Regions from separate parts of the Homo sapiens genome. Here region 2 is linked to region 1. A link is an interaction called in ENCODE POLR2A ChIA-PET data of the cell type or tissue named here. Cell type or tissue: A673. All regions are shown on one strand. Each heading gives the region's core, and the rest is flanking DNA. Links, peaks and the distances in the headings are about the cores only.

Region 1 (11,811 bases), core at 4,614-8,613:
GAAACACCATGCAGGACTACTCCTCTAACTTATCTGGAGGGCACATTTTCAGTAACCCAAATTATTATTTTCCAGAATACTGTCTTATTTTCTAGAAATACAAGAATACACCAAGTTTTTAAAGCTCCTCACTATTTATATGGGTGACTGTAACAAAACCCCTCACTTTTAGATATAACTTAAAAGCAGTATTTCTCAAAATTTGGTTCATATACCATATCTGCATTTAAATCACACAGGATATCTCTGAAACTTGCAGATTCTAAGCCAACCTCCAGGGCAGTGCTTCTCAGAGTGTGGTGCACAGACAGAGGTTGATTCACAGTATGGAACCTGAGTGTTGGAGGCTTGTATAGCAATCTGCCTGGGTAATATCTGTTAAATCTAACAGCAAAAAAACAAAACAAAAAAACAAACAAATGAGGACTTGTATTTTTTACGTCTTTGTTTTCTTTCTCCACTTTATTTTTCTAGTAATTAATTTTTATTATATTCTACAAAATATAAGTAACACAATAATGACAGCTGGGGGGAAGAAATCATCTTTCATCACAGATGGTTTAAGAAGACTATTCTGTAGAGTCTGATTTAGAAAGGATGAGGTCAAAACTGTTTATATTTAACAAGAATACCAAGTGATTCTTATAAACACAAGTTGAAGAACCATTGCTCTAAATGTAAGGCCTTTAAAAATAGATTTACTCCTATTTCACATATAGTTTTTACAACCTTAGTTATCTGTTATTATCAGACTACAGCAGAGCAAAAGCAGCAAATTACAAAAACAAAGATACAAACTTTCTATTCACTAATGCTACTAGAAAAGGGAGCCAACAGCCCGCTAATGCATGATCATAACACGACTCCTCAAAAAAAACAGTACACTTCCAATTTCTATAAAATTAAATTAAATATATACTCCCTCCAGTTAAAGTGGATACTTCTGTTTTTCTTCATTTAAAGATCTGATGAATCATTTACTTAAACCAAATAGATATATATAATCAATAAGCTTTTCCTTAAGAGTCTTTTCATTATCGGTAAATTTAAAAAAATCTGGCTTATCTTCAAACTCTTGATTCTGATATGCTGTATGTATAACTTTCACTATGAATGGAATTTACTTAGATTAAAATAGCCCCCTCACCACATTAGGTAGTCCATTAAAAACTCAGTCATTAGTCTATTTTAGATCAGGAATCAGCAAACCTTTTATTGCAAAGGGCTGGACAGTAAATATTGTAGGCTTTTAGGACATACAGTCTCTGTGGCAACTATTTAGCTTGGCCATTGTGCGAAAACAGCCATAGACAACATATAAATGAATGAGGGTATCTGTGTTCCAGTAAGTGTTTTATTCATGAACACTGAATTTCACAAAATTTCACATGCCACAAAATGCTATTCTTCTTTTGATTTTCTGCAACCACTTAAAATCTACATAACAATCTTAGCCTGTGGGCCATATAAAAATAGGCAATAGGGGCTGGGCGTGGTGGCTCACGCCTGTAATCCCAGCACTTTGGGAGGCCAAGGCAGGCGGATCACGAGGTCAGGAGATCAAGACCATCCTGGCTAACACGGTGAAACCCCATCTCTATTAAAAATACAAAAAATTAGCCAGGCATGGTGGCGGGCACCTGTAGTCCTGGCTACCGGGAGGCTGAGGCAGGAGAATGGCATGAACCCGGGAGGCGGAGCTTGCAGTGAGCTGAGATCGCGCCACTGCACTCCAGCCTGGGCAACAGAGCGAGACTCCGTTTCAATGGCCATGGTTTGTTATCCTGTTTTAGATACATGAGTTATTAGTAAAAGAAAGTAAGTTTTCTTAATAATAACAACAGCTAACATTTCTTCAGTGCCTACAATGTGCTATGTATGGTTTTGAGAACCTTATGTATATAAACTCATTTAAGACCTACAGTAACTCCAGAGATAGATACTTTTATTATCCCCAGTTTACGTAAGGAAACAGAGAAGAAGAGGCATAAAACAGTTTGGCCAAGGTTATAAGATAGTAAGTAATCTTACAGAATTTCAAACCAGGCAGTCTGGCTCTTTAGTTCAGACTCTTAGCCAATACGCAACACTGCCTTAGTTTTTCCCTGAGTATTCTGAATTGTATATTGAAGCACAACTGAATTCTGAACCAATAAACAATATTACTTTCTATTCAAGGCAACAAATCTCTTTTGAAAAAATAATATATAAAATTATACTCACACAAAAAAATCAAAGTTGAATGAATATTGTTAATGAATGAATATTGATAAGGTTAAGTATCTCTTATCTGAAATGCTTGGGATCGTAAGTGTTTCAGATTTCAGATTTTTTCAAGTTTTGAAATATTTGCATATACTTAATGCAATATCTTGGTATAGAAACCAAGTCTAAACATGAAATTTATGTTTCATATACACTTTATACACATAGCCTGAAGGTAATATTATATAATATTTAAAATAATTCTGTGTATGAAACAAAGTTTTCACCGAATGTTGACTGAAACCCATTACATGGGATCAGGTGCAGAATTTCCCACTGTGGTGTAATGTCAGTGCTCAAAAAGTTTTAAATTTTAGAGCTCTCTGAATTTCAAACTCTTGGGTTAAGGATGTTCAACCTGTACTGTTCTTAAAGAAATATTTTTTAAAAATTAATTCAGTATTATATAGAGTTCCTGTTCTCCTCTTGGCTCACTACCAAGGAGAATCAAGTCCTTTATACCTAAAAACTGAGAAAGAATTACTAAGCAGACTGATCTCTATATTGTGACTATACTGTTTATATTCTAAAATTATTTAGACTATTACACAATAGCAAATAAATATCTGTTTACAGATAGCTTAATGGCTCTGAATAGAAATGAAAATGAGCTTCATATATTCTATGAAATCGTTTTTTAGCATAGATCACCTATATTTCTTTATGATAATATTATTTTAGGTAACAGTAATTGTTCTATATTAAATACAGCCATCATATTAGAATTTCAAACATTTCTCTAGAAAGAATGCCATTAAGAAGTTTATCAAATAAAAAACTAAAAAACTCTTACATGTGTTGCTGATGTAATTTTGCAATTTCTTTTTCAAAATCTTGAGGTTGATTAGGAATGAAAGAATAATCTGAGAGGTAGCCTGACAAGTTCTCTGACTGATCGTAGTCTCCAAGTTCAGCTAATAATGAAAGGAAAACATTCACATTTTAATAAACAAATTTTTAAATTATTATAGTCAAATCAGCGATGCCATTAATTCTATTTCTGGATGTAAAATACTTATGTTTCTAATATAACCACTTAAGCAAGCCACAGCAATCCATTTAACATTCTTCTTGGTCTCAATTTCAGAGGAAATTTTTTCAAAAATCATAGTAATTGCTAACTAACTGGAGATTTCATTACATTTCCACTGCAGTCACTATTTTCTATATAGCAACATTTCTAAAGAACTCCCACATTGAAGCCAATGTACTAGCAACACAAACCACAGTTATATGCTATTTGACCTAAAAATGGGCTGATACTTACACTGAACAGCAAATGAAGCTAAAAGGGCAGCAGTATTAGAAGGACAGGGTAATCTAATAAAACAAAACAAAAATACACAACCGAAGGTTAAACATAGCAATTTCAAAAGTGCTATAATTTGTTAAACAATCACACTTGAAGTTTCATGTGATTTGATTTTAACTGTTAAGAAATAAACTTATCTGATGAAAGGAATTCACACTACATGTAACCTTCTTAAATAATTTGTTTGCAATGACCATGAATTACTTAACACAGATTTAAAAAGTATTTTTAAAGTCCATTACAAAAAATTTTTTAAGAAATTTAAAGAGCCCACCTTCCAGTAAGAATGTCTTGTTTAATTTGCAAAAAATACTGGTACCTTAAAAACAAACAAACAAAAAGGATAGCATTTAATAGAATTGTAACAATTTCAATTCTAAGAAACTGTATACTTACATTAACAAATAAACATATTTAAATATTTGCTTTTATAATTTACATATTAAAACATGTAAAGTAGTTTAAAAATAAGATTTCATAAGCTCATGAATCTAAATCTTTAAAACTCTTTGATGTATGAAATTTGTATTTCGAATGTCTTGTTTCCACTAGCTTCCATTATAGAAGCCCTCAAGATTTCAAATAGTTACATGACAGAGGGAGAAATACTCTTGAGGGTTGGTATATGCAGAAAGAAGTGGGAAGCATAGAAAACCTGAGTATCACAAACATGGAAGAGCATTGTAAGCAATGCACTAGAGACCAGCGATGATTTTCGCTGGTCTGAGATAGAAAGCCAGCTACAAGGACAGGCCAGCGTTTTGATCATTTTATCATCAGATGGCAGGAAGCTGCCTGTTACAGAAAAGCACCTATACACTTCCATGTGAATTAAGGAAGTCTCTCTTTGATTGGCGGGGCAGGGGAAGAATACTTTTGTCTACTATTGTTAGAATTGTCAAGTATTCAATTTCCTGTGAAACCAACAAAAACTTAGGTTTTCTTTAACAAGCCTGCTGTCATTGCTTACAAGATAGCATTGTCCTTTGGTCTCTGCTAGTGGGTAACCCACTCAAAGATTTGTCAATACTTGGGCAAAGTCACCTGTGTTGTATAGGGGTGGCAGAAGACCAAACTTTTTGGTTTTAAATGTTTAACCAGGAAATCTTAAGATTTTTTATTTCACTAAACTAAAAAAAGTACATATTCCAAGAGTCAAAAGTCATTAGAAATTCTAGTTTGGCTGATTAAGTCACTGAAGAGCTCCATGACAATATTCAAATTACCAAAGAGGTTTTCAGAGAATCAGATATTCATTACAAAAAAAAAGAATACAAACATCCTGGCTTCATATATAACTTCTTGTGAGGCTTAGTGCATAATATTATAAATATAATCTATTTACTCAATCCAAGACAGTATATTTCTATCAGGCCTGTTTTGGTTTAATAATTCAAAGTTATCTGGGAGGCCGAGGCGGGCAGATCACAAGGTCAGGAGATCGAGACCATCCTTCCTGGCTAACACGGTGAAACCCCATCTCTACTAAAAATACAAAAAAAAAAAAATTAGCCAGGCGTGATGGCAGGCACCTGTAGTCCCAGCTACTCGGGAGGCCAAGGCAGGAGAATGGCGTGAACCTGGGAGGCAGAGCTTGCAATGAGCCGAGATCGCGCCACTGCACTCCAGCCTAGGCGACAGAGTGAGACTCTATCTCAAAAAAAGAAAAAAAAAAAAATTCAAAGTTAAAGGTTCCTGGTAAGAAACAATCTTATAGTCAGGATTTAAAGGTCATGCATATCCTTGCCATAATATTGTAAATCTGACATAAATAATGCCTATACTTGCCAAATTTTACTTACATACTCATTTAACCAAGAGGCAAGAACTTAACTGTTAAAAGTAGAAACCAGAATTCAAGTCCTAGGCAAAACTAGCCTGTGATCTTGGGCAAATTAGTTAAAATGTGGCTGAGCCTTAGTTTCTACATTTGTAAGAAGAAAGTAGTATCAACTTGCCTAGTATATGTATCTCAGGAATTGGAAAAATTCAGTTCTAATGATGCTAGCACCTGCTAAAAGTAAACGGTGTTTAACCTGGTGAACCTGTTTGACTCCATTCTTTCCCGCCCCCCACCCCCCCATAATTTCAAAATTAAAGGAATATTTTTCACTAATTAAACTAAACTAATTCATTAGTTAAAGGGATATTTTAAAAATTAATTTAGTATTACATAGAGTTTATTTTCTCCTCTTGGCTCACTACCAAACAGAGTCAACTTTCATATAGCTAAAAACTGAGAAAGAATTACTGAGCAGATTCATCTGCATATTGGGAATATACTATTTACATTCTTGAAATCTCAAGGTAAGGAGGTGCAGCAGATTTCCTGTTTCCTGGGGTCTAAACTAGTTCTGAAAACTTAGCAGCTGTGGCAGAAGGTGCACTGTTACTAATCATAACCATCACATTAAGGCTACTCAAGCATTAAAGCTTTGGCTAATATGTAGCCTTGGCTATATATTAGAATCATTTGGGGGAACTTGTGCATGCCTATGCTCAGGTCCCATCTAAGACCTGTTCAATCAGAATTATCTAGGGATGTGGCCAAGACATCATTATGGTTTTAAAGCTCCCCCAAATGATTCTAATTTCTAATCAGAGTAGAAAAATCACTGATATACACTATGGTAGTAAAATTTACAAAAAACTAGACATTTACCCCATTTTACCAAACAATACCAGTTATAAGATTCCATAACATTCCATTATAAAAGGGTCTGAGAGCAAATTAATTCCTTGACTACCATCAAACTTGATTTTACTTTCTTCTGCTTCAGGCAGTTATTTCAACTTATTAGTGAAACATATTTATTTCCTTATTATGTTTTCAATGCAGGCTATAAAAGAATCAACACATTCTACCTCCATTCAGAAATTCAAAGACAGTTTTTCAAGTGAAGTACATTATAAACATAGTTTTAACTGACAATATTTTAAGGGCTACAATATTAAGCTAAGGTGTATACATATAACACGACTTTGTTTTTCATTTTTGTTTTTTTTTTTTTTCAGACGGAGTCTCACTCTGTCGCCCAGGCTGGAGTGCAGTGGCGTGATCTCGGCTCACTGCCAGCTCTGCCTCCCGGGTTCATGCCATTCTCCTGCCTCAGCCTCCCCAGTAGCTGGGACTACAGGCGCCTGCCACCACACCCGGCTAATTTTTTGTATTTTTAGTAGAGATGGGGTTTCACCGTGTTAGCCAGGATGTTCTTGATCTCCTGACCTCGTGATCCGCCCACCTTGGCCTCCCAAAGTGCTGGGATTACAGGCGTGAGCCACTGCACCCGGCCACAACTTAGTTTTTCAAGAGGAATTAGCTTGGATTCTACTAATAGTTGCAAGCATTAGGATTACATAATCCAGAGACTACATTACTGAGTTCTCCCATTTGTTAAAAAAAAAAAAAAAAAAAGGAACACCTGCGCACCCACCCCAAAACACACTGACTGAAAAGAAATCTCTAGAATTTCAATCTAATTTTTCTCACTTGGTTTACTACTGAAAACTCTGCAAACACCTTAGAACTGGCAGCTGCAGCTAATTAAATAATTTATCCTTTTGTTTCTCTACTCCAAGACAGTATCCTAAATGATAACCAATACATTAAAATTTAACATCCCATCTATAGGTAATTTTAGGTATGGATTTTTTAATTTTGACACCTATCTTTTAGAGTAATTCTGAATGTAGTCACTGGCCTATATTCTTATATCTGAGAATTTTACAGAGAGTATAACATGCTAATTTTTAACTGTCTTTGTAAAATAACTCATTACTAATTCTGTCTTTCAGGCAACACACAAGGTTGTCATTCAGGTTAATACTGACAGTTACTACACTGTTGGTATTTCTCCATTTCTACCTTCAATATTTCACCCTATAATCAAGAACATTATCAAAATGTTCATCTGGATCATTCATGTGTATATACTCTGTCAAGTCGAAATGACCATAAAATTAGATAGTAACATAAGCTGAGACTTAAAATGGAGAGTCAAGTGGGCATGTAAAGGCCTCAACATGCTAGTGCACTCTCTGCAACATCCTTTATAAACTCCATTATATTTTTTTGGAACCAAAGATTAAAAACACATAGGGGACAAAAGGTACCTACTGACCCGCAAATAATGGTTATATATTTTATAAATTCTATGTTCTCCCCAATAAAAAAAGATACTAGAATATGCTTTCACATGGGAAAAAAAAAACCCAAATTTCTCACCACACAGCATCCTTTGGATACAATTTCAGCACATTTGATGACCTCAATTAATTATAGCCACACTTAAGCAGTGTTCACAAGTAGAAATTTTTAATATTTACATGGTTCAGGAAGCTGGGGCTGGACTGGGCAGCCCTGAGGTTCTAAATCCCCTTACACTCTCCCAGCCATCCAAAAAAGGAGGAAAACGTTATCTTGGAATAGCCATAACTTATTCTGTGTACTGACTGGAAAGCTCAGAATTACACCACAGTAATTTCTTTTTGCCTAATTAATTTCAAAATTTCATATTAGAGTTTTGACAATATTTTCAAGAAAAATATATCCATAAACCCACCTTGTATATTCTTCTTGTAACTTGTTGGGGTCACTTACAAAAAATTTGACTCTAAAGTTCAAACTGTAAGGAGATCCTCCTAGAATTAATAAAAGTAGTTCTAATTAATCAGACTATATTAATCCTTTATCTTTATAAAGTAAACTTGCAAAACATTAAGTAAATATGTATGCTCACTCTTTAGCTGCTTCCTTATTGGTTTGTTTGGATCCAGCCACCTCTGAAAAATAAATAAATAAAACTGATTTCTTTTTTCCTTGAGGAACTACTATATTGATTCTTGCAAATCTGTTCCATTTGGAGATTAATGCTAAAAGCTGCATTTCAGAAAAGGCCCAGGTAGGAAAAAAATCATTGCATTACAGACAATATTTTTCATATCAAATGTAATAAAATTATGCTAGAAATTAGTGAATGTGTTAATATTAAGATTTTGATTTGACTTTTCCATCAAACAGTACAATGTGCAACAACCTCTATTTCATAAGTAAAGATAGTTAATAATTGCAGCAACCTGAAGTGAATGTGAAGTGATTCACATTAATCTAACTATATTTCTTAAAAGTCTGGCAAGTTTTCAAAATTCTCTTCACCCTTCACGCACACACACACACACACACACACACACACACACACACACACACATGCTCTTGGGCTTTATACTCATTCAGGCAAAATTCTACTACAGAACTTGAAAATCCACTGAGGAGAAATTTTATAACATTTGCCTCATTCCTTTAAAAATAAAATACCTCCCATTTGAAAAAAACCCACCAATTTTTAAAGATATAATGTTTAGTTTTGAGAATGATTGATTTTTATGTGTGAGAAATTTTAAGCAGTTTCAATACTTCTGAAGGCCAGTTTAGCTCTATTTCTGGACAATTAGGACTGAATTCAGAAAAACTTCAACTGCTAACATGTTTCAATTAAAAAAAAATCAAAGAACCCAAAATGAGGTACTAGATGTGGTAGTATTTTCCAAGTAAGTTTATGTATCATTATTTATAAACCTAACTTCTACCACCCATAATTAAATCCAGGCAGAACACATAGATTTTTAATAATAAATAAATGGCTGGGAGTAATTAACAATGATTTCCTCTCCACTGTCCATAACATCCAACACATCAAATCCAACTGAGTCTATCTGCAAACTGTATCTAGAATTTATCAATTTATCATCCTTATCTCTCTAGTCTAAGCTCTATCGCCTCTTAATTGCTCTCCCAGTTGATTTTCTCATCACCATGTCCCTCTTCATGCTCCATAAAGAAGCAAGAATAGTCCTAAAACATAACTTTGAGTATGTCACTCATTTGATTAACACTTCTTGATAATTTCTCAGTACTAGATCCAAAGTCCTTACACTACAGCTTGTATGGTCTCTTCTTACCTCTTCCACCTCAGCTTACTAAATTCCAGCCATAATGGCCTCCTTTCTGTTTCTGAAAGATGCCATCATAAGGCCCTCAATTTCAAGCTTCCCTTTCACAGAATGCCCTCTAGATTTCCTACAGTACTCTTCATTATCCGTAAGTCTCAGCTTAAAGCCTGCCACCTCAGAAAGGCCTTCAACTGACCACCCTACCAAAAGTATGTCGTACAGCTCCCATTTAACAAGTAAGGAACATTATATCCCTTCATTACATTACCTCAATTAAGTTTGTTTCACCTTTTGTCTTTTTTTGTCTGACTCCTTCATTAGATTATAATGAAACCAGGGATAAAAGCTGTTTCAGTCAATACTGTAGAGTCAGCACCTAGCACAGGGCTTGACATAATATGAGTTAAAAATACTGTCAAAAGCAGTGGCACACACCTGTAATCCCCTGTCTCAAAATAAGAAAGTAAGCAAAGTAAATAAGTAAATAAATAAATAAATAATTTACTGAAGGACTAAACCTGCTGAATGACTCAATAGCTGGGGGTAGGGTTTTCAGCCCTGTTTAATAAACTTCTTTCCTCAATCATCTACCATTTATCCACCTTCCCATCCATCTATCTATTAATCTAGTGATTTTTGTTCTTCATATCTTCTAGGAAAAGTCATAAATTATATCCACTTTAATGACTGTCTACAATCAAAATTTCAGATCAATTAATCTATTGAAAGCTTGTCTTCCTCATTCAGTTCTCCTTCAAAATATTCTGGTAAAAGAAATACAAACACATTTACATACACAGATGTGTCAAGCTGACATAGCTTAGAAGTACAAAGATAAGCACTGAGAAATTTAATTGCTCTCATCAATGATATCAGTGAGATAGGGTTAAGGTTCTTGGTTTAAACCAGGAAGATGGAACAGTGCTATAACAAGCACTACTGAATGGTAAAAATAGCATTCATTGTAAAAATCCATCAAGTTGCAAAACAAACTAGGAAAAAACATAATATATAAACAAGTTCTACACATCAATAAGAAAAAACTGACACTAATAGAAAAACAGGCAATGAATAAGAATGCAAGTTCACAATCAAGGAACTACAAATGGCATTTAAGTATATGACAAGATAGTCAATCTTGATCATAATTAGAGAAATACAAAAGTAATCTACATTGGGTTATTATTTTTCAACAGTAATATTGGGCAAAGACTAAAACGTTTGATGACACACACGTGAGAAGAACAGGCACTCTCATACATAGCTTCTGAAAGTATAAATTGTACCATCTCAATGGAGGATAACTTGGCAAAATTTATCAAATTATAAAATGCATATGCCAAGACTCAGCATTATTTTTATTATTTTTAGTGAGACATATTTCACGCACCACAAAATTTACCATTTTAACATGTATGTGTCATTATACTTTAGTATATTCCCTACGGTGTGCAACCATCATCACTATCTAATTCCAGAATATTTCCATCACCCTCAAAGGTAATCTTGTACCTATTCGCAGTCAGTCTCAATGTACCCTTCCCTGTTGCCCCTAACAATCACTAACCTACATTCTGTCTCTACAAATTTACCTGTTTTGAACATTTCGTAAGAATGGAATCATACAACAGGTTGCCTTTTGTGTTTGTCTGCTTTCACAGACAAGGTTTTCTTGGTTCATCTACATTGTGGCATGTAACAATAACTCATTCCTTTTTATGGCTGATACTGGGTTGTGTCTACTTTTCGACTATTATGAATAATACTGCTATGAACATTTGTGTACACATTTTTGTGTGAACACATGTCTTCAATTCTCTTGGGTACATGCCTAGGAGTAGTATTGTTGGGTCACAGGATAATTGTATATTTAACTTTTTGAGAAACTGCCAAACTTGTTTCCACAATGGCTGTACCTTTTACATCTCCAATATCAATGTATAAAGATTTCCATTTCTTCACTTCCTCATCAACACTATCTTTAAAAAATTATAGCCATCCCAATGAGTGTGCTGTGGTATGCCATTCCTTTTTATTGCTGAATATTTCATTGTATAGCTATACCATATTTGGTTTATCTAGTCATCACTTGATGGACATTTGGATTGTTCCCATATTTTAGTTATTATGAATAATGTTGCTATGAACATCTGTGTATAAATTTTTGTGTGGACATACATTTTCAAGTCTCTTCAATATATATCTGGGAGTGGAACTGCTTAAAGTAACTGTTTTAATACATCTTGAAATCACATATGATAAACCCTTAATTTTGTTCTTATATA
Region 2 (4,000 bases), core at 1-4,000, 350 kb after region 1:
GAAATGGCCAGAGGGTGGACGCTTTCATATTCCATCTTGAAGTTACAGGAAGAATGGGGGCTTATGGTGTGTGGCAAAATAGGTTGGGGGGTGGTGGAGAAGAGGAGGCCTGGCTGGTAAAGTTGGGCTTGTTATGCAGATGAAACCTCACAGGTAGCAGGCCTAAGAGAGGACAGATTGTGTGTGTGTGTGTGTCTTTCAGACAGTTAAGGTGTTGAACTCTCAGTTAACCTTTCTTAGATCTGGATATGGGAGGTTCCACAGAGAAAGCCTGGCTGCATCAGTGCAGAGTTCTCTCTCCAGATGCAATCTCCCCAGTAAAAGACAGCCTTGCAGGGCTACTTCTGTTTGGAGGCCCTCTGAACAGCCATCTCAAAATATGTCAAATAATAGAGTGAAATATTTTGTTTCCTTCACGACACAGGCTTGGGCTCAGTCCTGAATTCAAATCCTGGCTCCTCCCCTTATTAGCTGTGCTGATGGAGGCAAGCACTTATCTTTCCTAAGCCTCAAGTTCCCATCTCTTTTATGGTCTTGGAGGACTGGATATGATAACACACCCGAGCTTCCTAACAGACTCCCCAGCACACGACAGGTGGTAAATATATGGTTAGTTTTCCTACCTCTTCCCTTCTACCCCTATTGTGAAATTGTCTTAGGCAGGTTTTAAGGACCTTTCAGGGAGCACTTCAATCCCTTTTCTCAACTCTCTGAGAGGCAGAGCTTCCCATTTAAGCAAGAATGGCTTGCTACAGGCCAGAAATGTATTGAATTGCCCAGAACTAATGTTGTTTTGTTTTTTCATCAGATATCACGAAGCTCTGGTATAAAGCACGGATTGCATTTTTGTGTTGTTTTCTTTTTATTTATTTCAACGCCAAACAGCCATACGCAGCGTTGTTACAGAAAACATTCAAACAACACAGAAATCTGTATAGTAAAAATTGCAAGTCCTTACCTCAGGCACTTTGCGATGGATATTTAGGGTGCTGCGGTTCAAGCAGCCTAGGAAATAACATTTTTCTTTCTAGCCTGAAACTTGAACCAATTGAGAAATAAGATCAAGACAGATGCGGCCAAATATCACTTTATAAAGTCAGTATTGCAGAATGTGGTTTATACTTGTAGGCAAGTGGGTTTCCTAACTAAACCCCAGAATTAGAGAGACAACAGTTCATACTGGACCAGTTCCAGTAGAGCCTCGACCACTAATCACAGCCTGGCCCAGGGAAATCCAGTTACAGGCTCTCTGTAGGGGGGCACACTGTCAAAGGAAGGAGAGAGGAGGGGACCGAACTCATGCCAGTTCCTTATTCCAAATGCATCAATCATGTAAGCTGGCCTCACCTGTGTATACGTGCCTGCATGCATGCTTGCGTGTGGGTGCACATGAGAGAGAGGTGGGGGATAGACAGACAGAGAGAGGGAAGGGGTAGAAACAAGTCAGGAGCATTATAGTAATGACTGCTGCCCATGAGAAAGAAAGAAATAAGGGTGATTCCCTTTCCCCATATATCATCTCGTTTCCTGCCACTGTCATAGTGCTTCCGCAAACATCCTTGCACATTTCATTAGGCCCTTGGGTGAGTATTTATGTAGAAAGAGTTTCTAGCAGGGGGTTGGTGATTATGTATACTTTAGGTTTGATGTGTACTGAGCATTGGTTTTGGACCTAGGAGCTGAATGGATTTTCCTCCCTTTTATTTCTGCTGGGATTTACCAGCCTCAATTTACTAATAGTCTCTTCCGGTAGGGAAGGCTGCTAAGGACAACACATTGTTACCTTAACAGCTGCATGGCCTTCTGCGTAAGGGCCAGTTACAGAGAGTCGGGTCAGCCATGTAAGGGTAGATTCAGGCTTTCCTGTCTGAGCCTCTGAGTTGCAGTACCCAGACATGTAATGAATCCTCCTCCACCTCCAATGCCCTCCTCTGTCAAATGGACATCGTATCACCTAGGGGTGTGAGGGAGAATTAAATGAGCTGATGTACTTAAAGTGCCTGGGAGAAAGATCAAGAAAGGAGGAGAGAGAAGAAGGAAGGGAGTGGGCACCAGTGCAGACTAAGGAAAATTGAGTTTGCAAGACCCATCTAGTGCTGGGCCCAGTGGCTCATGCCTGTAATCCCAGCACTTTGGGAGGCCGAGGTGAGAGGATCTCTTGAGCCCAAGAGTTCAAGACCAGCCTGGGCAACATGGTGAGACTCTCTTTTTTATGTAACAGTAAAAAAGGGCCATCGCCCTGTACTAAGAGGCCAAAAGAGACGCCTTGTACTAAGAGGACGTCTTGTACTAAGAGACGCCTTGTACTAAGAGGCCAAAAGCAAACCTCCAGGATACACAGCACCGATGGAGAGGGCTACTGGGACTACCTGCCTGAGGCTTAAATAGCCTCCCAGGGGGTTCATCCTCAGGACGGTCCCCAGATGCCTGAGTGTACCACAGATCCTCCTTGGTCATCATCAAAGGAGGAGTTCATGGGAGTGAAACTTCATGGAATTAGCGCTAATGACTTCAATAATGAAAAAATCGGAAATAAAGTGCAAGGTAGCTATCGGGGGGAATAGATGCAATGGGCCTCGACTGTGTGACAACTTTCAGTCCGAGAGTGGGTATTATCAGACGTGTTGTTAGGGATGAGAAAGCCGAGGCTTACAAAGGTGACCTAAGTTGCCCACCGGCCCCCAGCGAGCTTGCGCTTTCTGTCCGTGGACTCCAGAGACAGTGCTCTTTCCGGACCCGGGGTTGGGCGGGATTGCCGCGTAGAAGGCTAAGCCAGCGTGCCCTCTCCTGGCCTCCTCCAGCTTGGGCCCAGCCTGCGGGAGCCGACTCCGGGTCCCCGCGCCCTCCCTCTGCCTCCTCCCCTGCCAGCCTCCGCGCCGACCCCGCGCCAGTCCCTGCCGGGTGGAGGAGGCGCGCCGGCAAAGCCGCGTCCTGATCAATGGGGCGGGCGGCTTAGCGCGCGCGGCCACCTGGTCCGAGGAGGAGCAGTCCCGGGGCCCGCCGCAGGTCGGGTGGCTCAGCCATGGCTCCTCGGGGCGCAGCGGCCGGCCGGAGCCCGGGACCCTGCGCGGGGCGCTGAGCTCCCGAGCGGGCAGAGGGCACGGGCAGGCGGACGTCGGGGCGCCCTCGGGGAACGTGCGGGCACCATGCGTCCCCACCTGTCGCCGCCGCTGCAGCAGCTACTACTGCCGGTGCTGCTCGCCTGCGCCGCGCACTCGGTGAGTACTGCGCCCTTCTGCAGGCTGGGGACCCGAGGGAGCGACAGTCTCGCCCTTTCTCCGGCCTCGGGCAGGATGCAGGTGGAGAGGGACTAGCAGATCTTCCCATGAGGAATAGGGACTCTTCCCTCCCAATCCTCCCAACATTAATCTCTCCCAGCTCTTCTCCGGAGGGACCCTTTCCCAAAGAAAAACATCGTGCGCGCCAGACGAAGGCGGCTCTAAGATGAATCCCTGTGCCCACCACCGACCCCTTCCTCTGGTCTGGCTTCTGAAACTCTCCTACACGGAAATTCTGGAGCCGCCCGTGGCAGTGCCTACTGTGTCCTGGGCGCTTTGCCTCCAATCTTTCCTTGAAACCTGGTAATCACCTTTCGAGGCTGCTATTATCACCGTCACTTTACAGACAAAGAAAGGAAAGGAAAGGAGAGGAGAGGGGGAATAAAAATTCTTGCTGCAAGTCAGAAAAAGAGGATTGGAACCCACATCAGTATCAGTCTGCCCCCAAACCTTGACATTTTCACACTCACGGGCTGCGGATGGGAAAACCTGAGGGAGCTCTGGCAGGAGCTTCTGGGTCTGCGATGGGACCGCCTGCCGCTCTCCCCACACCGTCTCGTGTGGGATGCGGCTCCCTAATGTCTGCGTGCCTGGTGGCTCCAGGGCGCTGCTGTTCCCCAAAGCCAGGTCCTGGCAAGGGGCTGGAGGAGGAAAATAATAATAATAATAATAATAATAATAATAATAATAATAATAATAATAGCGGCAGGATGGGTGGTTTG

The links. Peaks named below come from ENCODE experiments on the same cell type or tissue, not always from the same donor. Only the 100,000 strongest peaks of a DNase experiment are listed, where the experiment ranks them.
Region 2: POLR2A ChIA-PET joins it to region 1 with 6 read pairs; 2 of 35 experiments call an interaction of 5 or more read pairs at or near these places.

Annotation. Positions count from the first base shown.
Region 1 is chr2:119,873,871-119,885,681 of GRCh38, reverse strand. It overlaps PTPN4 (protein tyrosine phosphatase non-receptor type 4), which reads right to left. Exons shown (of 27, transcript NM_002830.4): 4 at 8,317-8,359; 5 at 8,140-8,218; 6 at 3,852-3,896; 7 at 3,533-3,585; 8 at 3,059-3,179. Among named protein-coding and RNA genes, the nearest start is that of PTPN4, 120 kb to the right of the region's middle. In A673, for the core only: no CTCF peak of the experiment used is centred there; no DNase peak of the experiment used is centred there.
Region 2 is chr2:119,523,373-119,527,372 of GRCh38, reverse strand. It overlaps SCTR (secretin receptor), which reads left to right and starts at 2,890. Exons shown (of 13, transcript NM_002980.3): 1 at 2,890-3,218. The coding sequence starts at 3,147. In A673, for the core only: no CTCF peak of the experiment used is centred there; DNase peaks (open chromatin) are centred at 1,242 and 1,582; H3K4me3 peaks cover 653 bases; H3K27ac peaks cover 2,663 bases.